Regions from separate parts of the Homo sapiens genome. Here region 1 is linked to region 2. Evidence: chromatin loops called from intact Hi-C (ENCODE). Cell type or tissue: heart right ventricle. All regions are shown on one strand. Each heading gives the region's core, and the rest is flanking DNA. Links, peaks and the distances in the headings are about the cores only.

Region 1 (15,193 bases), core at 2,505-10,504, 460 kb after region 2:
TGTTTTAAATATCAGATTTTTAGTTTGCAGTTTTAGGAAAATGCTTTAGATAGAAAAGGTTCTTATGCATTGAATTTGGAGTACTACCAACAATGAATGAATTTATTTTTTATATTCTTACACATTTTATTGGTCATTGTCACAGATAGTAAATACTAAAAATTTCAGGTCAGTTTGTTTTGAAACTGAAATTGGAAATAAATCTGGAAATGTTTTGTTGCACTAAAATAATAAAATGAATTGTACTGAAAATCTCCTTGGTTTTATTTTCTAGTGGGGAAAAGTCAAGAAAGGAAGATTAAAAATGAGATTTATATAAAAAGAGACATAATATATATTCTAGATGTTGCCAAAAGCAGTTATTAAATATCATTTATAAAAGGTTATTAGTCTATGCTCTTGCTAAGTATTAAAAAAGATTTTTGCAAAATGTTTATATAAAGCTGTACATTTTGAATCTACTGTGTTTCTTTATCCACATGTGTGCCTATTTTAAAGAGTAAGTTTGTAAAATGCTTCCATATTAGAATTATTTGTAGGCATTTGACATAATTTAGAACACAGTTGTATATTTAGGTTGACTTCATAGCCACCGTGTGAGCTCCAGCACTGGAAGTAGTTCAGCACCCCCACTCCCCCATGAAAAAGAGCAAGGAAGCAAACTAGTGCGAGAAAGGTGGCACTGAGGAAGAGGAAGTCAGGTCAAGGTGGAATTTTTTTTAATGCTTAGCAGGAGGAAGGGCCTACCTATGTTTTCACCAGTTAATTTTTAAGTTTTAATGTTAGTTTAGTGTTGTTTTATTTTTAAGACAGGGTCTCGCCCTGTTTTCCTGGCTGGAGTGCAGGGCATGATCACAGCTCACTGTAGTCTTGACCTCCCGGACTTAGGCGATCCTCTCACCCCAGCCTCTTCAGTAGCTGAAAATATGGGTGTGTGCCACCATGCCCAGCTAATTTTTTTTATTTTGTAGCGATGAGGTCTCACTATGTTGCCCAGAACTGGTCTCAAACTATTGGCTTCAGCCTCCCGAAGTGCTAGGATTATAGGCAAGGCCACCGTGCCCAGCCTCACCAGTTGATTTTTTTTTTTTTTTTGAGACGGAGTCTCACTCTGTTGCCAGGCTGGAGTCCAGTGGCGCAATCTCAGCTCACTGCAATCTCCGCCTTCCAGGTTCAAGTGGTTCTCCTGCCTCAGTCTCCCAAGTAGCTGGGATTACAGGTGCGGGCCACCACCCCAGCTAATTTTTGTAGTTTTAGTAGAGACGGGGTTTCACCATGTTGGCCAGGATGGTCTCTATCTCCTGACCTCGTGATCTGCCCGCCTCGACCTCCCAAAGTGCTGGGATTACAGGTGTGAGCCACCGCACCTGGCCCAGTTGATTTTTTAAAACAGCTTTACTGAAATATAAATACAATTCATCCATTTAAAGGGTACGGTATTTCAGTATATTCACAGGGTTGTTTTTGTCACAGCTAAAACAAACTAGTACCCATTGATAGTCATTCCCCTTTGCCCTCTCCTTAGCACTTGGCGACCACAAATCTTTCTGTCTATATGAATTTAAATGTTCTGGACATTACATATAAATAGAATCAAAATAGGCGGTCTTTTGTGACTAGCTTATTTTGAAGGTTCATCAGTTGTATGTGTCAGTCAGTCCCAACACTTCTCTAATTAGGACTCTACAAGTACTTCATCTTTTTTGATGGCTGAATACTTTTTTTTTTTTTTTTAAGAGATGAGGTTTTGCCATGTTGCCCAGCCTGGTCCCCAACTCCTGGGCTCAAGCAATCCACCGGTCTAGGCCTCCCAAAGTGCTGGGATTACAGTTGTGAGCCACTGCGCCCGGCCCAAATACTATTCCATTGTATGGACATATACCACGTTTTATTCATTTGTCAGGTGATGGGCATTTGGGTTGTTTCCACTTTTTGACTATTATGAATAATGCTGCTATGACATTCATGTACAAGACTTGTGTATGTTTTCACTTCTTTTGGGTATATATGTAGGGGTGAAAGTGTTCCATCATATGGTAACTGTAATGTTTTGTGTGTCTGTCAAATACTTTCCCCGAAGTGTTTGCATCATTTCACATTCCTTCCAACAATGCACGACGGCTCCAACTTCACATTTTTGTCAGCACTTGTTACTCTTTTTTTTTTTTTTTTTTTGAGACAGAGTCTTGCTCTGTCACCCAGGCTGGAATGCAGTGGCATGATCTCGGCTCACTGCAACCTTGCCTCCTGGGTTCAAGTGATCCTCTTGCCTCAGTTTCCCAAGTAACGGGGATTACAGGCACGCACAACCATGCACCAGTTAATTTTTGTATTTTTTTTAGTAGAGACTGGGTTTCACCATGTTGGCCAGGCTGGTCTTGAACTCCTGACCTCAAGTAATCCACCCGCCTCAGTCTCCCAAAGTGCTGGGATTACAGGCGTGAGCCACTGTGCCTGGCCTGTTATTAATAGTATCCGTGTTTTTGACTATAGCTGAACTGTTGGGTGCAAAGTGGGAATCTCATGCTTTTGAATGGCATTTCCCTAATGAATAATGTTGAGCATATTTTCATGTGCTTATTGGCCATTTGTGTATCTTCTTTGGGAAGATGTCTTCAATTCCTTTGCCCATTTAAACATTATCTTCTTATTGAGTTATAAGGTTTAAAAGATATATTCTGGGCTGGGCGCAGTGGCTAACGCCTGTAATCCCAGCACTTTGGGAGGCCGAGGCGGGCAGATCACAAGGTCAAGAGATCAAGACCATCCTGGCCAACGTGCTGAAACCCTGTCTCTACTAAAAATACAAAAAATTAGCTGGGCATGGTGGCTCATGCCTGTAATCCCAGCTACTTGGGAGGCTGAGGCAGGAGAATCGCTTGAACCAGGGTGGTGGAGGTCGCAGTGAGCCGAGGTCATGCCACTGCATGCCAGCCTGGTGACAAAGTGAGACTCTGTCTCAAAAAAAAAAAAAAAAAAGATATATATATATATATTCTGGCCAGGCGTGGTGGCTCATGCCTGTAATCCCAGCACTTTAGGAGGCCGAGGTGGGCAGATCATGAGATCAGGAGTTCGAGGACAGGCTGGCCAATATGGAGAAACCCCTTCTCTACTAAAAAATACAAAAATTAGCTGGGCGCGGTGGCGCATGCCTATAGTCCCAGCTACTCAGGAGGCTGAGGCAAGAGAATCGCTGGAACCTGGGAGGCCGAGGCTGCAGTGAGCCAAGATCATGCCACTGCACTCCAGCCTGGGCGATAAGAGCGAGACTCCGTTTCAACAACAACAACTATATGTATAAATAATATATATATATATTTTCTGGATACAGGTCTCTTATTGGACATATGACTTATAAATATTTTCTCCAATTCTGTGTGTTGTCTTATCAATTTCTTGATGGTATCAGTTTGCAGCACAAACGTTTTAAATTTGGATAAATACTTTTATTGCAAAACATTGGTGTTGGAGCTGCTTAAACTCCTCTTAAGGGTCTCTAAAGTGAGGGACTGCCAACCTTCTCTCAACCCCCGTCAACACTCCCCCCATCCTGCTTCCAACACTCTTGTTTCCACCTGAGCAAATGTGGCCTACACATGTTTAGTATGGGTGTAGACGAGCACAGTGAGAAAGCTGAGGTTCTGCAATGGGGTGTGAATGGGTTTTCCACTGAAGAGCTGAGTAGCCTTCCCAAAATAGCATCTTTAATTGTTTCTTAACTGCTACCACACCTACATATGAAGTAAGTGTAGCTTATAAATTTCATGCAATACATTTTTATCAAGACGTAGATCCAGTATTGTAGGTATATTAGGATGAAAATGTAGATGAAGGGCAGGTAAATAATTATGCAGAGAATGGTGTTTTTATTTAACAGCAAGTGGACAAGATTTGTTGGCATGATCCAGCTTTTCTTTTCTTTTCCTTTTTTTTTTTTTTTTGAGAAGGAGTCTTGCTCTGTCACCTAGGCTGGAGTGCAGTGGCATAATCTCGGCTCACTGCAACCTCTGCCTCTGGGTTCAAGTGATTCTCCTGCTTCAGCCTCCCCAAATAGCTGGGACTACAGGTGCACGCCACCACGCTCCGCTAATTTTTTTTTTGTATTTTTAGTAGAAACAGGGTTTCACCACGTTGGCCAGGCTGGTCTAGAACTCCTGATCTCAGGTGATCTGCCCACCTTGGCCTCCCAAAGTGCTGGGATTACAGCCGTGAGCCACCGCGCCCAGCCATGGTCCAACTTTTCGTACTAATTTGAGGCAGTGTTTGTGTTTGATAAAATGCAGTAATGTTTTTGAACCTTTATAAAGCCAAAATCCGAGTTGCTTATTCTCAAGGTCATGTTTCTATAAAAGAAAACGCACCAGCCACAAAAAGCAACACAGTTTAAACCTTTATTTGCATTTTAAGAAAACCCCAGAGTGTATTGAAAATGTAGTTCAAAGTTGCTGTTAAAATTTCCTCTCCCAATCATTTTTCTAACACAGCCCTCTGCCCAAACTCCCACTAAGCCTTATTCCAGAACATCTGCCACAAAATGTCTTTTTTCCTCTTTTTGTCTCTACCCTCTTTTTTTTTTTGCTAGATTGAGAGTGGAGAAGACTTTGAACACTTCTATGCATTCATGTCATTACCTAGATAAAGTGCTCATGCCATGTCTGACACTCCTGGTAAGTATTAAGTGATATCTTGAAATTGCAGCAAATGAATACAGCAGAGGAAAAGAAAACTCAGAAAAACAACAACAGTGGTAACACCATCTCCAAATACCCCTGTTAAGATTTGATGTATATATTGCTAAGTTCTTCTTTATGTATAGACATACTTTTTTTTTTTACATTTCTAAGATAAAAAAGCAGAATCATATCATTAAAACTTTTTTTTTTTTTTTTTTTTGAGACGAGGTCTCGCTCTCTCGCTCAGGCACTCACAGCAGCCTCGACCTCCTAGGCTCAAGTGATCTTCCCACCTCAGCCTTCCAAGTAGCTGAGACTACAAGTGTGCACCACAATGCCTGGCTAATTTAAAATTTTTTTTGTAGAGATGAGGTCTCACTTCGTTGCCCAGGCTGGTCTCAAACTACTGGGCTCAAACGAGACTACTGCCTCAACCTCCCAAAGTGCTGGGATTACAGGCATGTGCCTATATCCAGCCTTTTTTTTTTTTTTTTTTTTTAATTCTTAAGTATTTTTCGAACTTCTAAGTTTTGTTTGGTTGGTTGGTTTTGTTCTTGTTGTCGTTTTACTTTTTGTGGGGTTTTTGTTTGTTTAGTTTACTAATTGGTTCCTGTTAGATGGATAGGAGGTTTTTTTGTTTTGTTTTGTTTTGTTTTGAGACGGAGTTTCCCTCTTGTCCCCCAGGCTGGAGTGCAATGGCACAATCTCGGTTCATTGCAACCTCTGCCTCCCAGGTTCAAGCGATTCTCCTGCCTCAGCCTCCCGAGTAGCTGGGATTACAGGTGCCTGCCACTATGCCCGGCTAATTTTTGTATTTTAGTAGAGACAGGGTTTCGCCATGTTGGCCAGGCTGGTCTCGAACTCCTGACCTCAGGTAATCTACCCTCCTCGGCCTCCCAAAGTGCTGGGATTACAGGCGTGAGCCACTGTGCCCCGCCAGGAGATTTTTTTTTTTTCTGCATAGCAATATGACCCTGGTACTAAATAATGGCGTGAGACTCATAAATACTTGATTTCTAATTCTTGATTGTCTTAGTCCATTGGTGCCACTATAACAAAATACCTGAGACTAGGTAGTTTAAAAACGACAGAAATTTATTTCTCATAGTTCTGGAGGCTGGGAGTCCAAGATCAAGGTGCCAGCAGGTTTGTGGACTGGTGAGGTCCTGGTCTCAGCTTCCAAGATGGTGCCTTCTTGCTGCATCTTCTGGAGGAGGGGAGGAACACAGTGTCCTCACGTGGAGAAGGCGGACGGGCAAGGGAGCTGAATGCCGCGTGACGAGTCTGAAACCCATCTGTGAAGGAGGATCCCTCCTGACCTAATCACCTCTTAAAGGCCCCGCCTATTAATATCACCCTATTGGCCACCAGTTTCAACACATGAATTTTGGAGGGGATAGATTCAAATCATAGCACCAGTCTACTGTGAACTATGTGACCTGAGTCACATTCTTACCATTTTGCTGGAAAAAGAAACGTTAATTCCGGTCAATTTAAACTACATTGAATCCCAAACTCAAATTACCCGAGGGAAACTGGAAACTTGCTGAAAGGTATTAACATTCTGGCACCCCCTAGTGGCCACCTGAATATTCTGTAAAACCCGATTTTTTTTCCCATTTTGCTTTTCTTTGGTGTGGCACGTTTTTCGTTTTCAGTTTATTTACTATTACTTCACCCCATTTTTAAACCTTTTAGAAAATAAAAGGGAACATCAGTTCATACAGAAGACACTTCTAACTTGTCGATTCCCACTAATCTTACATTTCTTGGGGCAGCCACCACCTGTATCTTCTGTGTATTTGTCCTACACACAATTGAACACAGTAGTTGCTCAATGAATGACTGATTGATAGGTAATGCAGTCCAGTGTTTGAAATATTTCTTGTTTTGTTTTGCTTTGTTTTTTGAGATGGAGTCTAGCTTTGTCACCCAGGCTGGAGTGCAATGGTGTGATTTAGGCTCATTGCAACCTCTGCCTCCCGGGTTCAAGCGATTCTCCTGCCTCAGCCCCCCGAGTAGCTGGGATTACAGGCATGCGCCACCACACTTGGCTAATTTTTTTTTTTTTTTTGTATTTTTAGTAGAGACGGGGTTTCACCATGTTGGTGAGGCTGGTCTCGAACCCCTGAACTCAAGTGATCCACCCACCTCGGCCTCCCAAAGTGCTGGGATTACAGGCATGAGCCATCATGCCTGGCCTTGAAATATTTCTTTAAAACTCTGTGCTGATGCTATTTAAATTGAACTCTGAAGGATAAAGTGGATCTGTTGGAAAGCCTGACATATATAAGGAGATCAATAGTACTTGTTGAATGAACAAAGGAATATATATTTTATATAATTGAGGGTTTTCTTTTTTCTTTTTTCCTTTTTTTTTTTTTTTTTTTTTTGAGATGGAGTTTCACTCTTGTTGCCCAGGCTGGAGTGCAGTGGCGCAGTCTTGGCACACTGCAACCTCCACCTCCTGGGTTCAAACGATTCTCCTGCCTCAGCCTCCTGAGTAGCTGGGATTACAGGCATGCGCCACTGTGCCCAGCTAATTGTGTATTTTTAGTAGAGATGGGGTTTCACCATGTTGGTCAGGCTGTTCTTGAACGCCTAACCTCAGGTGATCCACCCGCCTCAGCCTCCCAAAGTGCTGGAGTTACAGGCGTGAGCCACCGCGCCCGGCCCGAGAGTTTTTGATAAGTGTATGCTTCTTTAAAGACTGCTTTGTTCCTTCAATATTATAATCAATTTTCCATTTGTTAAAAATTCTTCAAAAATGTATTTATTTATTTATTTTTTTTTTGAGACAGGTCCTGGCTCTGTTGCCCAGGCTGGAGTGCAGTAGCACGATCATGGCTCTCTGCAACTACCACCTCCCAGGCTCAAGAGATCCTCCCACCTCAGCCTCCCGAGTAGCTGGGACTACAGACACCTGCCACTACACCTGGCTAATTTTTGTATTTTTGGCAAATACGGCGTCTTCCTATGTTGCCCAGACTTGTCTCTAACTCCTGGGCTCAAGCGATCCTCCTGCCTTAGCCTCCCAAAGTGCTAGGATTACAGGCATGAGCCACCGTGCCCAGGCCAAGAATGTGATTTTTAAATGGCTACATTCATCATATGACTAGATCATAGTTTATTTTGCTATATAGATTATTCAAAAATTTTGGTATTAGAAAAAAAACTGAAACGAACATCTTCGGACAACTAAAGTCTTCAGATACTGCTAATTATTAAGAGCCACCCGGTTACTCTAGTCCACCTAGAATAGTGTTTGCATTAGACTCATAGCCCCAAGTTGTCAATATCAAGTAACTGTTTATCATGGGGAGGGAAACTGCTTTTTCCTCTCGTTTTTATTTATTTATTTATTTATTTTGAGACAAAGTCTCGTTCTGTCGCTCCGGCTGGGGTGCAGCGGCGCGATCTCGGCTCACTGCAACTTCTGCCTCCTGGTTCAAGCAATTCTCCTGCCTGAGCCTCTCGAGTAGCTGGGATTACAGGTGCTGGCCACCATGCCCGGCTAATTTTGTATTTTTAGTTGAGACAGGGTTTTACCGTGCTGGCCAGGCTGGTCTCAAGCTCCTGGCTTCAGGTGGATCCACTTGCCTCGGCCTACCAAAGTGCTGGATTACAGGTGTGAGCCACCACACCTGGCCACAGATTTTTGTTTTTAATGTTTTGTTAACTATTTCTATGTAAAATTTCCCTTTGCGTTGTTTATTTAAGGCATTTACACACTTTATTTGGAGGAGTCCATGGCACAAAAACAGTTATGAACATGTGCTCTGTTTTTTTTTTTCCTTTTCCCCCAATTCTCTTTCCTTTTCACAAAGTTGATGAAAGGCATGACTGATTTTATTTATTTATTTATTTATTTATTTATGAGACGGAGTCTTGCTTTGTCACCCAGGCTGGAGTGCAGTGGCGCGATCTCGGCTCACTGCAACCTCCGCCTCCTGGGTTCAAGCGATTATTCTGCCTCAGCCCCCTGAGTAGCTGGGGCTACAGGCAAGCGCCACCACATCTGGCTAATTTTTGTATTTTTAGTAGAGACGGGGTTTCACCATGTTGGTCAGGCTTGTCTTGAACTTCTGACCTCGTGATCCACCTGCCTCGGCCTCCCAAAGTGTTGGGATTACAGGAGTGAGCCACTGCGCCCATCCCATTTATTTAATTTTTTGAATCAAAGAGGAGATGCATTATAGTGTACTTTTTTCTTTCCATCTCAAATTTCACTTAATGCGAAGCCTTTCTTGTCCAGCTCCATGCCGTCAAAAGATCTTTAAAAGAAACAGAAGATTTCACATGTGTACAAGGATTGAGTCATCCTTAACCTATTATTAAGAGGATTTTTACAATTGAAAAGGACGTTTCGGGCCACCAAGCAGCTGGAAGCCAGTGAGTAAGATTTTGGAGGGAAATGGTTTTTGTGAACAGGTGGAAATGATTTGACCAGGACGCACTGGCTCACTCTTCTAACCAAATGGATGATAGAAAATTTGTGTTTTGCTCTCAACTTGAAATCCAAAATTCTACTTGTATAAATCAATCTAATTCCTGCCTTATCTTTGATAACATTACTGATAAACTGTTTAAAACTAAATGAGGTCCAACTTCACATGAATCTGTAAAAGTATGCATTAATTTTCCATTTTTATTTTTTATTTTTTCTCATCATTTCTCAAATGGAATGTGATTTGAACCACTGAAATCCAAATAATTGTGGTCTTGGAGAAGACTCATCAGCCACTTCCATTATTGAGATGAATTCAAAGAGTCAATAACTTGGGCAAGCGTCCTTCCAGTCCCAGCTCTGTTACTAAATAAGTATGTAATTTGAAGATAGGTCACAAAATCTAGCTAGCTTTTCATTCATTTTGCTACTTAATGTTCTTATATATAAGCAGAAAACTCACTTTTAGCTCTGTGTGTGATTTTAGGATCTAATTGCTTGTGCTTTTTGCCATGCACCAAGCAATCCTATTTGACCTTGCACAAAAGTTGGCACTTTATCTTTGTAGAAAATTCTACTTCCTTCTTCCTACTTAGCTTATGTCATTTTTTTTCTTCATGGAAAACTCTACTTTTTCTCTCTGCTAATCTGTTGAACTCATTGAAGTATTGGCTAAGTCCCATCTTGACTTCCATCCATAAAGTGATGACTCCCACCTCCACATTGGGCAGGTTGGTGGTATCTCTCTCTCTCCTTTTTTTTTTCCCCAAGATGGAGTCTCGCTTTGTCGCCCAGGCTGGAGTGCAGTGGCACAATCTCCACTCACTGCAACGTCTGCCTCCCAGGTCCAAGAGATTCTCCTGCCTCAGCCTCCTGAGTAGCTGGGATTACAGGCGCGCGCCACCACGCCCAGCTAATTTTTGTATTTTTAGTAAAGACAGGGTTTCACCATGTTGGTCAGGCTGGTCTTGAACTCCTGATCTTGTGATCTGCCCGTCTTGGCCTCCCAAAGTGCTGGGATTACAGGCGTGAGCCACTGCGCCCGGCCAGTTGGTGGTATCTCTTATACAACAACACACTTTTGCAAGTTTACTGCTTTTATGGGAAGTTTAAAATGGTTTCTATAAGACAAATCGTGAAGATATAATTAAATGTATTAGTAAGGAAGAACCAAAGGCTAGAACTTATTTTCAGGTAAAAGAATCCATTGGCCGGGCATGGTGGCTCACGCCTGTAATCCCAGCACTTTGGAAGGCTAAGGCGAATGGATCACGAGGTCAGGAGTTTGAGACCAGACTGGCCAACATGATGAAAGCCCGTCTCTACTAAAAATACAAAAATTAGCCAGGTGTGGTGGTGTGCGCCTGGAATCCCAGCTACTGGGGAGGCTGAGGCAGGAGAATCACTTGAACCTGGGAGGCAGAGGTTGCAGTGAGCTGAGATTGCGCCATTGCACTCCAGCCTGGGCGACAGAGTGAGACTCTGTCTCAAAAAAAAAATAAAATAATAATCCATTGAAAAAATTTCACATTGTAGACTGTTGACACTATATATAGAAATTCTTCATGGAATGGAGGAGTATTTTGTAGCATTGAGGGGTCTGGCCTAGCAGCAGGACTCCAAGGGTAGAAATTGAAGCGAACATTGTTGAATGACTATACAAAAGTCTTTTTCTTTGTCTTTTGCTGGCGCAGACACCATCTTGTCTGGGGATCCTTCCCCGTGTTGATACCACCCCCGCTTCCCAATGATTGCTTTACGGGTGGGATGCAGTTCTAGCCAAGGTGAGGCAAGGTCACTGGATGCTTCTGGGAAACATCATCTTGCTCTTACAAAACAGCTTATGAAGAGACATCCCCCTTCTTCCTTTGGAGGTTTTCGTGTCTGGATGCAATGCTCTATTTACTGCATTTTACACATGAAATAACACGACTCAGAATAAGACACTTGCCAGTGGTAACAAATGGCAGAACCTGTATTTGAACAAGGTCAAGGGGTCCCAGCCTATTGTTTTTGCCACCACCTACGTCACCTCCCATAAAAATAGCACTCTATCATACGTTTTGCAAAGTATTTCATACTTTATTAAAAAATTCATATGTATACCATAAGAACACTATGACATAGGTATTATTACACTTACTTGATCTGTGAGGCAATAGAGCTTCAATCAGGTCCACACAGCTAGTAAGTGGCTGGGTTGGCACTTGAACCCAATGACTTCCAAGTCTTCTGCCCTTTCTGTGGTCCCAGAGATTACTATTTAAGGACGAATAATAAGATCTCCCAGAGATCAGAAATGCAACTCTGAAAACATAGACTTTGTCCTATCGGTTGTTGGTTTTCAACCTGTGCTTTTCTGAGCACTAAGCGTTCTGTGGAGGTACTTTGGGGACTTTGGGTGGCATGGACAATGGAGGTCATGGAGAAGGATGTTAGTGGGACTCTAGAGCCTCACCCTTTGTTTACAAGGTCAACAGAGGGATCTCCAAATTGATCTGTTCTAAATACTGGGCTCCTGAAAAAGACTCCAATTGAACAAAGTTTCATTGGCTTTAAAAGGAGTAAGGGCTAGGCTGGGCACAGTGGCTAATGCCAGCACTTTGGGAGGCCAAGGTGGGAAGATTGCTTGGAGCCAGAAGTTTGAGACAAGCCTGGGCAACATAGTGAGATCCTGTCTCTACAAAAAATTAAGAAGTCAGCTGGGCGAGGTGGCTCATGCCTGTAATCCCAGCACTTTGGGAGGCCAAGGTGAGAGGATTTTGTTTTTTCTCTTTTATGAATCTCATCATTCCTCGTTAATCTGAACATCCTTGAAGACAGAGTTGAGTACCTTTTACTCTCTCTTTAACTCACTGTACACTCTGATCAGTGGTCTGTATTCAGCAGGCTGATTTATCAGATGAAATAGAAGCAGTTGATGGTCTTAAATCAGTGTTTTGTATCTAGTGATAACACTTTTAGGAGCTATCTCAAGGGACATCTGTCTCTGGGAAGGCTGAGGTGTTCATTTTTTAAAAAAAATCATTAGCTGATTGCTCAGCTTCCTGTGTCTTGCTTCCTTCTCTCTTTTATAAGAGGAAGTTTTACAGACCAAATACATTTATGGCCAGTAATGCAAGTTTATAAATAGGGTATTTTAATTGAGGTTAAATCTGTGAAATCAGCAGAAGATAAAACATCTTTCCAAAAGTTAGACTAATTTATGATGATGATGTTTCTGAGAGGGGCAGATGAGAATCACTTTATATATACATACATACATATATATATATATATATATATATATATATATATATATATATATATATATATATACACACACATATATATATATATATAGGATTGGCTAAACTTCAACTGGTAATAAAAATCCAGCCTGGTCTGAATCAGAAAACTTACTGAAATGTTTTTGAATGCTTTTGTGAAACCTCAGCAGGAAGTTAGAATCAACACGGGGAATCCAGGGCAGTAAGTACATATGAGAAACAGTCGTTGCTCTCAGCTTTTAAAAACAAGAAGTATTTGTTGCTTTTTGAAAGAAAGTTGGCGCAATTTTAAAAGAAATCTGACACATGTCTAAAATGGGGTCAGGAAAATCCCACACTAACCCCTCCCACCACCCAAAGCCATAAGATTTTCCAAACTAATAAGGGCATTTTAAAGATCCGGAAGAAGCTGTCTTTTTTCTTTCGTTTAGAAACCATGTTTACTTTTGAGGTTGATTTTAACGGAATGTTAGTCAAGTTATCATCTTTTTGGAGGAATTTTACCGTTGGTCTTTCTAGAACTTCAACGTGTGGGAGCAATATCATTTTCTCATTGCTACCTTAGAATAATCCTGAGTAACCTCGCTTTGGTGGTTGTGTTAGTCAGGGTCCCCTAGAGGGACAGAACTAATAGGATATATACATATATGTATGGAGTTTATTAAGGAGTATTAACTCACACGATCACAAGGTCCCACAACAGGCCATCTGCAAGCTGAGGAGCAAGGAAGCCAGTCCAAGTCTCAAGGCTGAAGAACTTGGGAGTGCGATGTTTGAGTGCAGGAAGCATCCAGCACAGGAGAAAGATGTAGGCTGTGAGGCTAAGCCAGTCTAGCCTTTTCATGTTTTTCTGCCTGCTTTATATTTGCTGGCAGCTGATTAGATGGTGCCCACCCAGGTTAAGGGTAGGTCTGCCTTCCCTAGCCCACTGACTCAAATGTTAATCTCCTTTGGCAACACCCTCACAGACACATCGGGCTCAATACTTTGCGTCCTTCAATCCCATCAAGTTGACACTCAGTATTAACCATCACAATGGTCATAACGGCAACCTTAACGTCCTGTTCTATTGACGGCTCACGGGCACATCCTGTGAATGGACAGGGATCCTGAGGGAAGACGAGTCCTGGGGAGGGCTTTGTAGCCACAGGCTTGCAGGCTTTGAGGGTGAAATCTTGATTTTTATGAATTTAGATGAGAAACTGAGCTATTAAATGGACAAGACATTGGCATTTGAGGTCCACTATCTTCTCAGCCTTCCCCGCTCCCCAAACAGTTTCCATTGTGAAATAATCTGTCTTGTGATTATCATATGCTTTTCTTATACGTATTCATATATTTAGTTAAATTTCTGTCTTGGCTGGGGAGATAGCGTGTCTTTATAAGATGTTTGGGATACCTCTGCTTTGGTTTAACCATATGAGGCCAATTGATTGATTGATTTTATTTCATTTATTTATTTATTTGAGACAGGGTCTCGCTCTGTCACCAAGGCTGGAGTGCACTGGCCTGTCATAGTTCACTGCAGTCTCAAACTCCTGGACTCAGGTGATCCTCCCACTTCGGCCTCTCAAAGTGCTGGGATTTCAGGCGTAAGCCATCACGCCTGGCCCATAGTCCAATTGATAGTTCTAAGTTCCTGGAGGCAAGGCATCTCTTTGTTGCTCCAACCCCTTTCTAAAATTCCTATTTTCCAAAAGTAAAGAAAATGCTTCAAAAATGTATTCTTACATACTGAGTAGTTAAAAAAAATTAAGCCAAAGATCTTCCAAATTTCAGAATAATTTAGAGTAAGAGTAAACACTTTGCTTTGCTAGCCCTTCTTTGTGGTGTCTTATGGGAGAATTCTCTGCTCTGTGTTTTAGAAGAGCAATGCTAATAGCTCATACTTATTTTGTACTTTGTCCTAGGTTCTGCAGACTAAGCATTTTACATACATTACATAACTTAATCTTCAAAGCAACCACATGGATTATGCACTGCTATTACTTCTATGTTACAGATGAGGGATAGGCCCTAGGAGGTTGAGAAGCTTATCCAAGATCAGGGAATTCAGAAATGGCAAAGACAGGATTTGAACCCAGACACCCTTACTCCAGGGTGTGTCTACTTAACCACTGTTAGAGGGCCTTCAAGTCCAGGGGTAAATCCAAGGACTTTCAGTTTTTTAATTTTTATTTTTAGAGATAGTCTCCGTGTGTCACCTAGGCTGGAGTGCAGTGGCACGATCTTGGCTCACTGTAACCTCGAACTACTGGGCTCAAGCCACCCTCCCACCTGAGCCTCTTAAAGCACTGAGATTACTGGTGTGAGCAACCACACCTCGCCAGCTTTCAGTATTTTTTTAAAAGGACATTGTAGTTCTTGAGCAAAAAAAAGAAAAGAGATCTCTCGTATACTTTCTGTATTTTTGGTTTTCGTTTTCATATATATGAAACCAGATCTCATTTATAATACATTTTAAATTAAGGGTTAATCTACTGTTTGGCAACTTGGTTAAAGCAGGGAAAATGTTTTACACCACAACAATTTCACTGGGCAATCTGTTATTTCCAGCTACCAAAAAGGAAGGCTAGTTTTTGTGTAGGAAAAAGCTGCCAACTCCATGGATCAGCTCTAATTGTTTTTTTTTTTTTTCTGAGGCAGAGTTTCAGTCTTGTCACCCAGGCTGGAGTTCAGTGGCACAATCTTAGCTCGCTGCAACCTCTGCCTCTTGGGCTCAAGCAATTCTCCTGCCTCAGCCTCCCACGTAGCTGGGAATACAGGTGCCTGCCACCACACCTGGCTAATTTTTTTGTATT
Region 2 (15,193 bases), core at 4,716-12,715:
CTGCTACTCTCTTTTTATTTGGTTTGGAGATAGATGGTGACTTTCCTTCAGTGCCTTCTATGTGTCTTGACATGTTAATGTCTCAAACACATGGTCCGTATCATCATGGAGCTTGCAATCTAACAGGGTAGTTTAACACATAAATATGCATCCAGTTGGAAAGAACTTAGAGATCACTTGATCAGCCCCCGTTATGTAAAATGTATGCAACAATCTACCTCCAACTATAGGGCGACATTAAACAGTTTTTCAAAATACCATGGCATTGAAAAAAATGCGTAACATTTGGGTTACTTCAGTCCCACTCCCCGGTACTAATCAGGCCAGTGAACCAGTCTTGCTGGTGAAATAATGACTTCTCCAGTCATGATGGATGATTTCCCTTCATCATGACCATTTCTTCCCTGGCTCTGCCTTTACCTATGAATCTCTTCTTTCCTCCCTCTCCTTCCTCCTCTTGGTCTCTGCCTGCCATACCCAACTCCACATTTCTCTGCTTGGAAAAATCCTACTTGATTCTCAGAGCCTGACTCCATCACCCCCTCTCTCCAACCCTCCCAGGCAAACTCCGTCCCTCCCAGTGTGCCGCCCTCCAGCTCTCTCTAGTTGAATAGCAGATGTTCTCTCTCCCACTTCCCTGCAGGGCTTCAGGGTAGTGACCCTAAGAGTGAGCTTCTACCAGTGAGAAAAACGCCTGGATGGAGCAGGAATTCCCACAAATGCTTAGGAATTCAATATGATTTTTAGCAAGTGGGAGAATTATCCTTTTGGTTACAAAGATGTGAACTATTTTTGTGAGTTCTCAGTATGCACCAAGAAAAACCCCAGTGACTCAGTAATGTACCTGTGCCGTCTCACTTAACCCTTCCAACAAGGAACTTGCCAAGGTGCACAGCTGGGAGGGATCCGGGGTCCCGTCCGTGTGCTAACCTGCAGGACAGCGCCGCATAATCCAGTACTGGGGCCTTATTGTCCAGCCTTCCACCTCCAGGAGCCCACTCAGTGATGACTTTTGACAAAAGTCACCCGGATTATCCCTCTTTTGGGGTCCATGATGCCACCAACGGCTAAAGTTAACAAATGCATTACCAGGAGGTACCACTGAGGTAAGGATTGTTACTGTAAGTGATTTTCTCTGATTTTGACCACTACAAGTAAAATCACAAGATTTGTCCCAAATACTATATAAAGAGGAATGTCTTTTATTTCTCGAAATTGTTCTGCCACTTTGTTTGTTCAAATAACACATAATAAAGGATAAATGGCTTGTAGCTATATTTATCCAAATTGAACATTTTTGATGTAATTTTTTTAATTTGTCAAAAGCATATCAATGGTCATAAAAATTTTTTATGTCCTCTGGCCCTATTACCTTACCCTTGGGAATTTATTCCAAGAACGTAATTTGAAAGAGATTAAAGCACATAGGCACAAATATTTTCAGTGCAGTATTGTTTATATTGGAAACAACCCAAATGTTCAGTAACAGGGGGAACAATTTTGTAAATCTTGCTACAGCAACTTAACAAAATTATAAGCTGCCACTTATAATTGTAAATTTTGAAAGTTTGTAGCACAGCAAGGAAACTGATCATGTTAAATGTTTCTGATATCTTAGTTAATTTTTCTCCCGCCAGTTCCGATCGGTGTCCTGGTCATACCGTCAGCATATAAGTATGTATTTCATAAACATTTACTTTGTATTAACTCAGTAGTATTCCCTTCCTAGAGTGGTTTGCTTCCCAGATTGTAATGGACAATCATCTCACCTGGGGATCTTGTAACAATGTGATTCTGATTCTGTAAACTTTGTGGGGAGCCCAAGATTCCACATGTCTTAGAGGCTCTCAGATACTGCTGATGCTGTTGATCACGAATCACGCATTGAGCAGCAAGGTCCTAGAGCTCTTTGTGTATGAAGAAGATACTACTGACCCAGTGCCTCGCTATCTTGAAAGGCAGCTGTGACCTTTCTAGCAACTGAGGGGGTGGGGACTAGAAACGAGTGTTTTCTGGTGTTTCTCTAATAAAGCTGCTGTCTTGTATCCAGATTGACCATCAGTATCCTTATGCCCTTCAACTAACTTGAAATTTGTCAGTTAACAGAAATTACTGGGTGGCACTAAAATAAATTATTCTTAATATAAAGGGTAAGAAAGGGTCGGGTGTGGTGGCTCATGCCTGTAATCCCAGCACTTTGGGAGGCCAAGGTGGGCAGATCACCTGAGATCAGGACTTTGAGACCAGCCTGGCCAACATGGCAAAAACCCGTCTCTACTAACAATAAAAAAAAAAAATTAGCCGGGTGTGGTGGTGGGTTCCTGTAATCCCAGCTACTTGGGAAGCTGAGGCAGGAGAATCGCTTGAACCCGGGAGGCGGAGGTTGCAGTGAGCTGAGATTGTGCCATTGCACTCCAGCCTGGGGGACAAGAGCGAAACTCCATCTCAAAAAAAAAAAAAAAAAAAAGAGTAAGAAAGGATCTTCCATTGTAATCATACTATCATTGCCTTTTGAAACAATTTGGAACCTGATTACAAAGTTGAAAATCCCCATCTGTATGAAGAAAAGCTTCACTGGCTGGTCACCTTGGCTCAACGCCTGTAATCCCAGCACTTTGTGAGGCTGAGGCGGGTGGATCACAAGGTCAGGAGTTTGAGACCAGTCTGGCCAACATGGTGAAACCCCATCTCTACTAAAAATACAAAAATAAAAAATTAGCCAGGTGTGGTGGCAAACACCTGTAGCTACTCAGGAGGCTGAGTCAGGAGAATCGCTTGTGCCCGGGAGGCAGAGGTTGCAGTGAGCCGAGATCATGCCGCTGTACTCCAGCCTGTGCGACAGGGCAAGACACCATCTCCAAAAAAAAAAGCTTCACTGTGAGTTATGATATGGGAAGAAAAGTCTTGGCCTGGCCACCACAAGGAATCCCTCAGGCCTGGCGGTGGGAAGCAGAGGAGGGCGCAGTCTCTTTAGGGCAGAAAGTGAAGAACATTTCTATGACAATGGGGAAATCAGTTCACCTTTGTGTTGGTAAACAAAAGGAATGTAAGCTGTCCTTTGAGCTCGAATCATAGTGGTGATTGCCAAAACCTACCTTTGTTTTTAGAAGATAATAGCACATATTCCACTTGCTTCCCCACAGTGACCGAAGCTGGCTTTGGTGCTGACATCGGAATGGAGAAATTCTTCAACATCAAGTGCCGAGCTTCCGGCTTGGTGCCCAACGTGGTTGTGTTAGTGGCAACGGTGCGAGCTCTGAAGATGCATGGAGGCGGGCCAAGTGTAAGTGCCCACACCGCCTTCCTAATACCAAAGAAATTTCATTATGTTAAAACAGAATTGAGCATTTGAAAAATTCCTGCCCATTTAATGACTATAGTTTTCTAGAGTATTTTTCTTAAAACTTTTTTTTTCCTGTAGACCTCCCTCGTGGACATCTAAAACGTTTTTTGTTTTGTGTTGTTTTTTGTTTTTTCCCAACACCACCATAGGGCACTTTGAGTTTAGTAAGTTCGAGTAAACAGTAACACCCACAGTTCTTTCTAAACAATATTTTGGAAAGGAGCATAATGCAACCACTTTTTAGTCTCAAGCTTCACATCTGATACTCAGGCCAAGATTGTATAACCATATGGTAATGGGAGGTTAGAGGCTCTTGTCCCTGAACGAAGAACAAGAGGATTAGAGTGAGTTCTTTGATGACAGAGATTTTTCATTGTTTGTACAGATAGTTTTTCGGTTCACTGATGCTGCAACTCATCAGATTTCATCTAAAACTATTTTCCTTCTCTTTCTGTTTATTATGATTTCTCCTCACAACTCTGTTATAATACTGGATTGTTTCTAAGAGCTTTGCTTGGAAAACACAAATTCGATTTTAACTTCTTTAAAGACTTTTTATATTTACCTATCCTAATATATATAGAAATTACAGACATTATAAAGGAAATATATTCCTTTCCACAGAAAACCTGTGCATAGATTTTTGGGGGTTTTTTTGTTGTTGTTTGCTTGTTTGTTGTTTTTTTGTTTCATTTTTAGGAATTTCCAAGTGGAGAATAAGACATTTTATACTGATTAATCATTTTGAAATAAAATAAAATTTCTCTATCATAATATTCACATATGAGACGAACTGCCAAATCTGATTTCTTAATTGGTATACTGTACTGTGTATGTGACAAAAGTCATATATTCAATGATTATTGCATAGTCAAAACAAGTAGCAGGTTTGCCATCATGAAACGCTGTAAAGCAATTCTTTCTCCTGGGAGAGGTGGACATGATTTTTATACCATTTTACAGATAAGGAAGCTGAGTTTTGATAGGCTTAGGGAATATGGACAATGTCAGCAGGCCAGCAGAGAGCCGAGAACTTCAGATCTAAATCTCCTACTATGTCCACCATGCAGAGCTGGATGTTAATGAAGGGCAGAAGTTTTCTAAATCCAAATCCACTCCTAATACCCGACACTTAAGCACTTCATTTTTGCCTAAAGCTTCATCATCATTTCAAATGCAAGAATGATATAATACAGATTAAAAGTAGTAAATCATAAAGAATTCTGACTTCACTCAAAACACCCCTTGTTGCTACAGTCCTTCCTGGATTTTAGACATTGAATCTGTATAACAACTTCTATTTTTAAAAACTACTTCCGCCCATGTAGGATGCATTTGGAATTCTCCCTCCCTGCCCTGCCACCCTGAAAATTATAGAAAGGGCTTAGAGATTGTCTGATCTCATTCAGTCTTTATAAAGAGAAAATCTCTGAGGCACAGGGAGACGCAGTGACTTGAGTGGTGTCACACATCTATTTCAGGGACTGATCAGATCTACAGTCCTGGTCTCTTGACATCAGTCCCATAGTTTTCCAGACTCTGGTCTCTGTCCTGTAAAAATTCTCTACATGGTTTACAATCCTATTTCATTCATCTTAACATATGTGCTCTGTTATTCAGTGGTTGCACTTTCGTGCCACATTAATCCTTTGTGTCTCTTCCACTGCTGCTTAATGTCATGGTTCTCAGCCAGTGATCATGGTAACATGGAACAGGGTTAGTAGGCACAGATATGGGTGGAGGATAAGAAAAGGTGGGGACCAGCCAGGCGTGGTGGCTCATGCCTGTAATCCCAGCACTTTGGAGGCTGAGGCAGGTGGATCACCTGAGGAGTTCAAGACCAGTGGTGGCGGGCGCCTGTAATTCCCACTACTCAGGAGGCTGAGGCAAGAGAATCGCTTGAACTTGGGAGGCAGAGGTTGCAGTGATCTGAGATTGCACCATTGCACTCCAGCCTGGGTGACAAGAACAAAAGTCCATCTCAACAACAACAACAACAACAAAAAAAAAAAAAAAAAAAAAAAAAAAAAAAACCAGCAGGGACCAGGAAGCCCTGTGAAGCTAGGCATCCCTCTCCTGGGCTCCAGTAGTACCTTCTGCCTCACATTGTTTCATGAATGCCTTGTTCTGTGTCTCCCTATGTAATTCTCAATTCCTTGAGTTTAGGGACTGTGTCTTATTAATTGGTATGGTCCAAGTGTCTGGCATGGTCTATATGCAGGGAGTGTTTTCAATAATGGCAAGATAAATGAACTTTCATCCTCTTAATCCTCTATTCCATAGTGCTCATCTCGGTGTCCTTCCTTCATATTGAATAGCTCTGTATTTTTGAACCATGATTATTCATTTCTACTTCTGTTTTCTTTTTTCTTTTTTGCTACAAATACTGCGCTGGGATCGACTTCCTTTTGATCATTACACAAATAACCATGGCTGCCTCTTATGTTTATTCAGCTTGTTTTTTTTCCATAATTTGTACAGTGGAAAATCTTGTGGCCCTTGAATTTGCCCATTTTAAATTTGCCCTCAGTCATTTTAAACTCACATCCTGTCCCCCAGAGTGCTCGGCCATTCCCAGTGCAATCCAATAACTAATATTGTGCTATGCTTTGGGATCCACAGATTCTTTCACAATTAGATCTTTAAACTAACCATTGTATGAATCAGCATTCTTCACACATAGAACCAATAAGGATGTGTGTATATATAGAGAAAGATATTTATTGTAAGGAATTGGGTCACATGATTACAGAAGCTGGCAAGTCCAAAATCTGCACTGTGGGCTGGCAAGCTGAAGACCCAGGAGAGGCAGTGGTGCTAATGCAGTCTGAAGGCAGCAGTCTGCTGGAGAATTCTCCTGCTCTCAGGGGAGGCCAGTCTTTTTGTTGTACTCAAAAAGGCCTTTGACTGGTCAGTTGAGACCCACCCACATTATGTAGGACAACTTGCCTACTCAGAGGCTGCTGATTTCCATATCAATTTCATCATAGACACCCTCACAGAAACACGCAAAATAATGTTTGAACAAATACTGGACACCCTATGGCCCCAGCAAAGTTGACACATAAGATTAACCACAAGGCCAGGCACAGTGTTTCACCCTGTAATGCCAGCACTTTGAGAGGCCGAGGTGGGAGGACTGCTTGAGCCCAAGAGTTCGAGACCAGCCTGGGGAAGATAGCAAGACCTCGTCTCTACAAAATAATAAAAAATTATCTGGGTGTGGTGGTACACACCTGTATTCCTAGCTACTGGGGAGGCTGAGGCAGGAGGATCACTTGAGCCCAGGAGTTTGAGACCGCAGTGAGCTGTGATTGTGCCACTGCCCTCCAGCCTGGACAACAGAACTTTATGGCAATTACCGTAAAATGATTTCGAATGGTGATGTACTCTGTATAAATCAAGTATTAAACATATTATTAGTTTTATGTTCTAATTTGAACCAATGTTTGAGAAGTTTCATACTGTTCCATTGGCTCAAATTAGAATCATCCAGGGAGATTTTAAACATTACTGATCCCAGGTTCCCCTCCCAGAACTTCTGCTTTCATTGGTCTGGGTGGAGCCCAGGGATCAGTGTTTTCTAAAAGCTTCCCGCAGGAGTTTAGGTTTAGCCAGTGCTGCCAGCTACTGTTTTAAAAGCACAAAACATAGAGGTACATTTCTAAAAATTGAATGTGATTATGTTGTTCTTTCTTTCAGATCGGTTGTGTAAGCATTTTTATAGGATTATTCTTCATGTTTTCTCTCCTTATTTCAGGTAACGGCTGGTGTTCCTCTTAAGAAAGAATATACAGAGGAGGTAAGAGGAGCTGTTTAGATGCTTATGTGAAGAATCTCTTAAATCCAGTGACTCGTTGGCTTTCAGTGAATGAGCCCTCCTTCAGTGGCCTCTTAGAAAAGTGCTGTTCTGTCCGGGCGCAGTGACTCACACCTGTAATTTCAGCACTTTGGGAGGCCAAGGCGACCGGATCACATGAGGCCAGGAGTTCAAGACCAGCCAGGCAAAACCCATGGCCAACATGGCAAAACCTCATCTCTACTAAAAATACAAAAATTAGCTGGGCATGGTGGCTCACGCCTGTAGTCCCAGCATGAGAATCGCTTGAACCTGGGAGGCAGAGGTTGCAGTGAGCTGCGATCGCACCACTGTACTCCAGCCTGGACGACAGAGTGAGACTCTGTCTCAAAAAAAAGAAAAGAAAAGTGCCGTTCTAAGAATCCGAGAGGAAATGGATGGGATGAAAGGATAAAATTCATTCAGTTAACTCTTAAATATCAAGAAAAGATGGATATAGGCTTTGTCTACTATTGTGTACTCCCAGGGTAGCCATCAGAGCAGGAACTCAAGGTCTCCAGGTCAGAAACAAATATGAAGCTTACACTTCTGTATTCTTTTGTCATGGAAGGTCTATATACAGTTGGCTTTATGATTTACAGGAGTGGCTTACTCTTTTCTGTAAATAGACTTTGATTTGCTGGCAGCAGTACCTCTTAGCTCCTACAGGTGGCGCCAGGGATCTGAGCCAGGAATACCTGGTCAGAGCTCCTCACCCACCTGGGGCCTTGTGCCTGTCAGGCCTCAACCTGCAGAGCATGGGCGCATTGCATAGACCCTGCAGCCTGTCCTCAGCAGGGTGAGCTGCCAGGCTTCAGACCCACCCATATGCCATTGGATCCAGAATCATTTTAGAAATTATTTTGAAGACGAACCTCTTTATTCTTGCAGCCATCTTTCTTGGAGGAAAAAGTGAAAAAAGATGTAGCAAATCCTGCCAGAGAGGTGCTGGCAGTTTAGCTTGGCAGGTTTGGTGGGAGACAATACACAGGGGTCTGGGTTTTGCTTTTTTCTTTTTTACAGAACATCCAGCTGGTGGCAGACGGCTGCTGTAACCTCCAGAAGCAAATTCAGATCACTCAGCTCTTTGGGGTTCCCGTTGTGGTGGCTCTGAATGTCTTCAAGTAAGTCCAGCCTCCTCCTTTAAATGTGGGCATTATCACTAGGCCACCCTGTGAACGATATTTGTGTCTTGGGGTATTTGGTCTTTCTGTGCTTCATCTAAAAGTATACAGAAATACCCAGTTCTTTCTGTTTGTTTATTTGGTTTGGTTTCATTTTAGCAAATGTGTTCTCACAATGTTATTAAGGAAGTGAAATTTATATATAGTGAGTTACTATCTCCTTGGCTTTTTTTTTTTTTTTTTTTTTTAATTCTACCCAGCATTTTTGTCTGAAACAAACTGTGAATGATCAAAGGGATATGTTATGGAATTTTCTTGATAACACCCTTAACGACTTGAAATATTTGAGTCACTTTAGAGAGGACTTTTTTTTTCCATGCTTTAAGTCTGATTTATTTAAACACGATGTGACCACTTTTGATGTTTAAAATGTATTCAGTGTTAGGGAGCGAAGTTCTGTATAAATGGTGAGTCTTTCTTTGAAAACATAGCTAAATGGATACAGATGCAAAACCACAAACATTTTCTTCACTAGGACCGACACCCGCGCTGAGATTGACTTGGTGTGTGAGCTTGCAAAGCGGGCTGGTGCCTTTGATGCAGTCCCCTGCTATCACTGGTCCGTTGGTGGAAAAGGATCGGTGGACTTGGCTCGGGCTGTGAGAGAGGCTGCGAGTAAAAGAAGCCGATTCCAGTTCCTGTATGATGTTCAGGTAAGATCTAGTAAAAACAATGGCTCACATTTCTTACACCTTAGCATGGGTTGTCCCATTCTGTTGTCACCACAACCCTACAGATAAGAAAACTAAAGATAGAAGAGTTTAGGCCCGGTGCAGTGGCTCACGCCTGTAATCCCAACACTTTGGGAGGCTAGGGCGGGCAGATCACTTGAGGTCAGGAGTTCGAGACCAGCCTGGCCAACATAGAGAAACCCCATCTCTACTAAAAATACAAAAATTAGGTGGGCATGGTGGCGTGCACCTATAGTCCCAGCTACTCGGGAGGCTGAGGTGGGAGAATTGCTTGAACCCAGGAGGTGGAGGCTGCAGTGAGCCAAGATCGAGATCACACCACTGCACTCCAGCCTGGGCGACAGAGTGAGACCCTGTCTCAAACAAACAAACAAAAAGGTAGAAGAGTTTAAGCCATATGACAAAGTCACATTTCCAAGTACAGACCCTAGCTCCTTGTCCCAAAGCCTGTGCTTTTGAAGACTCCCAAATCGCAGTCCTAAGTGAGGAGGTACTTTAGCGAACAGGATTTGACAGCTGACGCTTTCAGGAGTTGCACAGGAACAAGAGCAATTTCGTGAGGATTGGGAAACCATGGGAGGTATTTTCCTTGTTCATTTCTCTTTTTTTTTTTTGAGACAGTCTCTGTTGCTCAGGCTGGAGTACAGTGGTGCAATCTCGGCTTACTGCAACCTCTGCCTCCCAGGTTCAAGCACTTCTCTGCCTCAGCCTCCTGACTAGCTGGGATTACAGGCACCTGCCAACACGTCTGGCTAAGTTTTTGTATTTTTAGTAGAGACGGGGTTTCACCATCTTGGGCAGGCTGGTCTCAAACTCCTGATCTCATGGTTCACCCACCTCGGCCTCCCAAAGTGCTGGGATTATAGGCATGAGCCACCACACCTGGCCTCTGCTTGTTCATTTCTGTTATGGTTCTTTTCTCTTGTGGTTTTATTGAACTATGTCTAGTGTATGTGTGTGTATATATACATACATAATATATTTATTTATTTTCATTGTGGTAAATATATATATAACAAAATTTACTATCTTAGCCTTTTTTTTTTTTTTTTTTTTTTGAGACAGAGCCTTGCTCTGTTGCCCAGGCTGGAGTGCAATGGCGTGATCTCGGCTCACTGCAACCTCCACCTCCCGGGTTCAAGCAATTCTTCTGCCTCAGCCTCCCAAGTAGCTGGGACTACAGGCGCAAGCAAGCGTGCCTGGCTAATTTCTTTTTTATTTTAGTAGAGTCGGGGTTTCACCGTGTTGCCCGGGCTGGTCTCGAACTCCTGAGCTCCGGCAGTCCACCCGCCTCGGCCTCCCAGAGTGCTAGGGTTGCAGGCGTGAGCCACCACACCTGGCCCATCTTAACCATTTTTAAGTGCACGTCAGTAGTGTTAAGTACATTCACATTGTCATGCAGCCAATCTCCAGAACGCTTTTCATCTTGCAAAACTGAAACTGTACCCACTGAACAACTCCCCATGCCCCTCCCTACAGTCCCTGCCAGCTACCATTCTCCTTCATTTCCATGAATGTAACAACTCCAGGGACCTCATGTAAGTAGCATCATACTGTGGCTGGCTTATTTCACTTAGCATAATGTGCGTGCATGTTGTAGAGTGTCAGAATTTCCCTTCTTTTTTTTTTTTGAGATGGAGTTTCGCTTTTGTTGCCCGGGCTGGAGTGCAGAGGCACCATCTCAGCTCACCGCAACCTTCTGCTCTCGGGTTCAAGCAATTCTCCTGCCTCAGGCTCCCGAGTAGCTGGGATTACAGGCGTGCACCACCACGCCCAGCTAATTTTTGTATTTTTAGCAGAGACAGGGTTTCACCATGTTCGTCAGGCTGGTCTCAAACTCCTGACCTTGTGATCCACCCACCTCGGCTTCCCAAAGTGCTGGGATTACAGGTGTGAGCCACCGCGCCCGGCCAGAATTTCCTTTATTTTTCGGGCTGAATACGCTCCCATTCTTTGGATATCCCACATTTTGTTTCTTTGTCCATCTGTGGATGGACACTTGAGCTCCCCCTCACAGCTATTGTAAGTAATGCTGTATGAGCATGCGTGTTTATGGCATATGGCATATGTACAAGTATCCCTTCAAGACCGTGTTTTCTTTTTTTTTTTTTTTTTTTTTTGAGACGGAGTCTTGCTCTGTCGCCCAGGCTGGAGTGCAGTGGCGCAATCTCGGCTCACTGCAAGCTCCGCCTCCCGGGTTCATGCCATGTTTTCAATTCTTTTGGAAATGTATTCCCAGAAGTGGGATTGCTGGGTCCTCTAGGATATTTTTAAGCACATGTCGATGGTTCAGTCAGAAGACCTGAGCTTCCCAGGGCTCACTCTCCTCCTCAGATCGTCTGTCTTTGCACCCGTCTGACATCTCCATTCTGAATTTTGTGGTTCCGATTCTGGCTGATGGATTTGTCTTCAGGGGTAGTGCATGATTGTGGAGTGCCCAGGCTTCAAGCTGATTGCTGCTTCTCCTGTTCCTTCATCCCTCACATATTCTATTGTTGAGTCACTCAGATGTCACAGACACTCTTCTTTCCTGTTCAGTGGCATAAATCAATAGCATAAGTGAAGAAGAAATCCGTGAAGCAAGAGCTTAGCAGCGTTGTTGATAAGCCTGGAGTCACAGTGGTGAGAGAACGGGGCTGATGTATTAATATTTAATATTACCACAGCTCTCGCTTTTAAGGAGTTGTTTGTGAGCTGGGTATATGGGCGCTTTGCACATGTTCACCTCTTTGGTCCTAACATCCCTCTTAGGTGGAAACTGGTGATATCTTCCCATTTTACAGACAAGAAAACTAAAGCACGAAGAGACTAAGTCAACTGCTCAGTGTCCCATAGCTAGGAAGAGGCAGAGCTGGGAGAAAGAATATCCAGATGGTTGAGGTCATCACCCTGCTCTGTTCTTCAGAGCTAAGTACTGTGCTCAAAAGTGTGTGTGTATTGGAGGTCTGGGGGGAGACATAGTTAAAGGGGACAGTGACTGAGTGACCCCCCTGAAGAGAAAGGGTGACAGTGATGGGCATAGGCACAGATTCCATGCCACACAGGGGACATCATCGCTGGCACGCAGTCAGTGTTTACGGAAGGAAGGACACAGGGAATTAATTGGAGGCTAGCTCATAAAAGGTTTTTCATTTTTATGAGGCCATTTTGTGAATGAGGAACTAGAATATTCTGGACTACAGAGGCGGTAGAGATCAATTGAGGGAGAAGATTTTGGATGAGTGAAAAGAAAAATGTTCCAGTTGGAAGCTTTGAGTTCTCAGACCTAGAGGTGTTCAGCGCAAAATAGATGTAGCCCTGCTGTGGGCAAGTCAGAGGCATTGAAGCCAACTCAGATGGCAGGTGGCCAAGGAGACCCTGGGTTCCTGTTCTTTGGTCCTGGGTAAGGCTTGCCAGGGTACCTACAACCCTTGGCACATGCCAGAGCCTTTCTACATAAACCACTGTAGGGAGAGTCACCCCCAGATCCTGCTGTGAGTGTGCCTCTGATCATGCCATCTGATCATGCCATCTTGCCGTCTGATCATGAACCACCCCACTCTGCATAGCAAAGGCAGTTATTTTCATGAATGATTTCACAAAGTGCGGCTCTTTTCAAGGAAAACATCCCAGGTGAAAAAGAGGTCAGTAATCAGAAGAAATGCTTCTGAGTTATGCTGTCTCAGACATGCACTAACCCTAACATGAACCCTTTTCCTTTCCACTGATATTTCAATTTTTTTTTCTGAATTCCCATTCTTCATGCAGATAATGCTGCTAAAATGTCAGCTCTCTTCTGAAAGGAGGAAAATGTTTAATAATAATGTGGTCTAAAGTCCTCTATTGATAGGCGACCTCAAGGCCAGGATCCCTGCCTCCTTTGCCAACACACTTCTCGCTTTTCTTGTAACAGAAATTCGATTTGAGCTGCATAATTGTTTGTTAGATAATCAGCCTCCCAGCCTACTGCAGCATGACAGTTCATGAAAAGAGCTGCTGCTGCTGCTGGCTCTCTTTGTACTGTCTGCCTGTTAGCTGTGTTCCTCACACCAGCAAGATTTAGATCATCTAAGACCATTTACAGTCTTGTCTTGTCACCATGTAAAAATCTGAATTCATTGGTGCAGTCAGTAATAGAGCTCAAGCCTTCTTTGCCCCGGATTTCTTGCATTGATTGGTGCTGGTAAAACTTTAGTAACTTAAGTAATGGTTTTCTGGAAGCCCTTTTTACCTCCCCTACAACCCCACACCCTCACAACCAACCCTTGGGTGCTGGGCAGTGAGAAAGATATGGCATTGCTCTATAGGAGAAAGAAGTTATAAATGCTTTGCATATGACACTCTCCCACCTTTGCTTCTCAAAGCAAACTGGGTTTCTGTGTGCCCCTTGGTGTCTCCCCAGACTTTATATCCCCAAGAATGTATTCAGTACAAGACTAATGGCATCTTGTGTGCTATTCTTTCTCCACCCCAGTCTTGTGGAAGGAAAACACCGGAGATGATTTAGGGTAATGGGAAATAGTGCTAGAGCCCAGGGCATGACTGCATTTGAATGTGAAGTAGAAATTGTCTCGGAACCCCACTGGAGAGTGATTCAGCTGGAGAGAGTGGGGCACCTGGCTCTCAGAGGCACTGTGCGGCCAGACAGCAGTGTGCTGGACTTCCTAATGGCGAGCTCACAGGTTAAGTGAGAAACAGGCTGCACTTCTGACTTGGGAGTCTCTGCTGAACTTTATAGAAAACTGACTTCAGCAGCAACTGCTGTCTAGAGAACAATTTGGCATCTCTTTTTGCCAGAGTAACTTCTAACTCAAGAGTAGGCAACTTTTAATTATGGTACCGGATGGAGGCAGCAATGAATAATTTAGAATAAAGATTGAAAAATATGGAATAAGGTGTAGTAGACTAATTGCTCAGAAGAAGTTTTATTGTGTGAAAATGAATGTGTTTAAACTTGAAATACAGAGGATCATTTCCTCTCTACCCTTGAGGGTGATTGCAGTCCCTTTTAAGAAGCTGTTAAAAGTCCCCCTCAAGATCATCTTCTCTTTGAATTTTCCTTTCTAATGTGACTTTTGACAATTATATCTTTATCGTTCACTAAGAGAATATCTCCATGTCTGCAGGGATGCAGGGAAATATGATGGCTGAAAGAAACGCTAATCTACATGCGCACTTTATTAGCTAAGAAATCCCTCCTCCATACGTTCTTCCAGGCATGCCTCCGCACATCCCATCTGCTATGTGGGCTCAACTCTGCATTATAGATGGGAAGGTGATGGACTTGTCCATAAGAAATGGACGCTTGATAGGAGAAGGAACATATTACATAGAGCTAACAGGCTAAAGCTTTGGGATCATGCAAATTAAGTTTAAACCTTGAGTAGGCCTCCTACTGTGGACACAATTTGGGGAAGCTGACTAATCTCTCGAGCCTCAGCATCCTCATTTGTACAATGGTGTCTGACAGTGACACCAACTTCACCAAGTTGCTGTGAGACCCAAATGAAATGCCCCAGAGTAAAATGCTGGAACATAGAAAGCAGGCAATGAAGGCCAGGAGTGGTGGCTCTCGCCTGTAATCCCAGCACCTTGGGAGGCTGAGGCAGGTGGATCACCTGAGGCCAGGAGTTCGAGACCAGCCTGGGAAACATGGTGAAACCCCATCTCTACTAAAAATACAAAAACTAGACAGGTGTGGTGTCACGCACCTGTAGTCCCAGCTACTCGGGAGGCTGAGGCAGGAGAATCGCTTGAACCTGGGAGGTAGAGGTTGCAGTGAGCTGAGATCACACCACTGCACTCCAGCCTGGGCAACAGAGTTAGACTCTGTCTCAAAAAGAAAAAAATGGAGGAAAGTAGTCAATCAATGCTGGTTCTTCCTCCTGTCATGTTCACTTGGAAAGAGAGTGGGCCTCCTGAATTCACCTTCAAGAATTCTCCTGTAACTCAAGGTAACTTTGTCAAACTCCAAGATTGGTTTATTTTGCTCTGGGTTAAAACCAGGAATTAGAAGTCAAGTCTCCTAAAGCACTACTGAACTAAACCAAGACACTGACGTTTTTCCTTCTCCGTGAGAATTGGGAGCCCTTAGTGATATCATAAAACATCAGTCATTTTTGCAAAGAAGGAGGTATGACCCGGAGAAGTCAGCTTG

Evidence for each region. Peaks named below come from ENCODE experiments on the same cell type or tissue, not always from the same donor. Only the 100,000 strongest peaks of a DNase experiment are listed, where the experiment ranks them.
Region 1: a loop joins it to region 2, with 4 times the contacts of the local background. A loop is called at or near these places in 8 of 110 quality-filtered maps.

Annotation. Positions count from the first base shown.
Region 1 is chr6:151,469,850-151,485,042 of GRCh38, forward strand. LOC124901434 (a long non-coding RNA gene) reads left to right here and starts at 4,178. Exons shown (of 2, transcript XR_007059815.1): 1 at 4,178-4,670; 2 at 7,474-9,273. DCPH1 (damage control phosphatase 1) reads left to right here. Exons shown (of 5, transcript NM_024573.3): 5 at 1-252. In heart right ventricle, for the core only: a CTCF peak has its summit at 6,272 (motif pointing left); no DNase peak of the experiment used is centred there; H3K4me3 peaks cover 511 bases.
Region 2 is chr6:151,006,676-151,021,868 of GRCh38, forward strand. MTHFD1L (methylenetetrahydrofolate dehydrogenase (NADP+ dependent) 1 like) reads left to right here. Exons shown (of 28, transcript NM_015440.5): 21 at 3,144-3,283; 22 at 7,104-7,145; 23 at 8,205-8,305; 24 at 8,841-9,018. Among named protein-coding and RNA genes, the nearest start is that of MIR12131, 88 kb to the right of the region's middle. RefSeq lists enhancers at 2,281-3,019, 3,020-3,756. In heart right ventricle, for the core only: CTCF peaks have their summits at 7,845 (motif pointing right) and 8,076; a DNase peak (open chromatin) is centred at 7,876; H3K4me3 peaks cover 616 bases.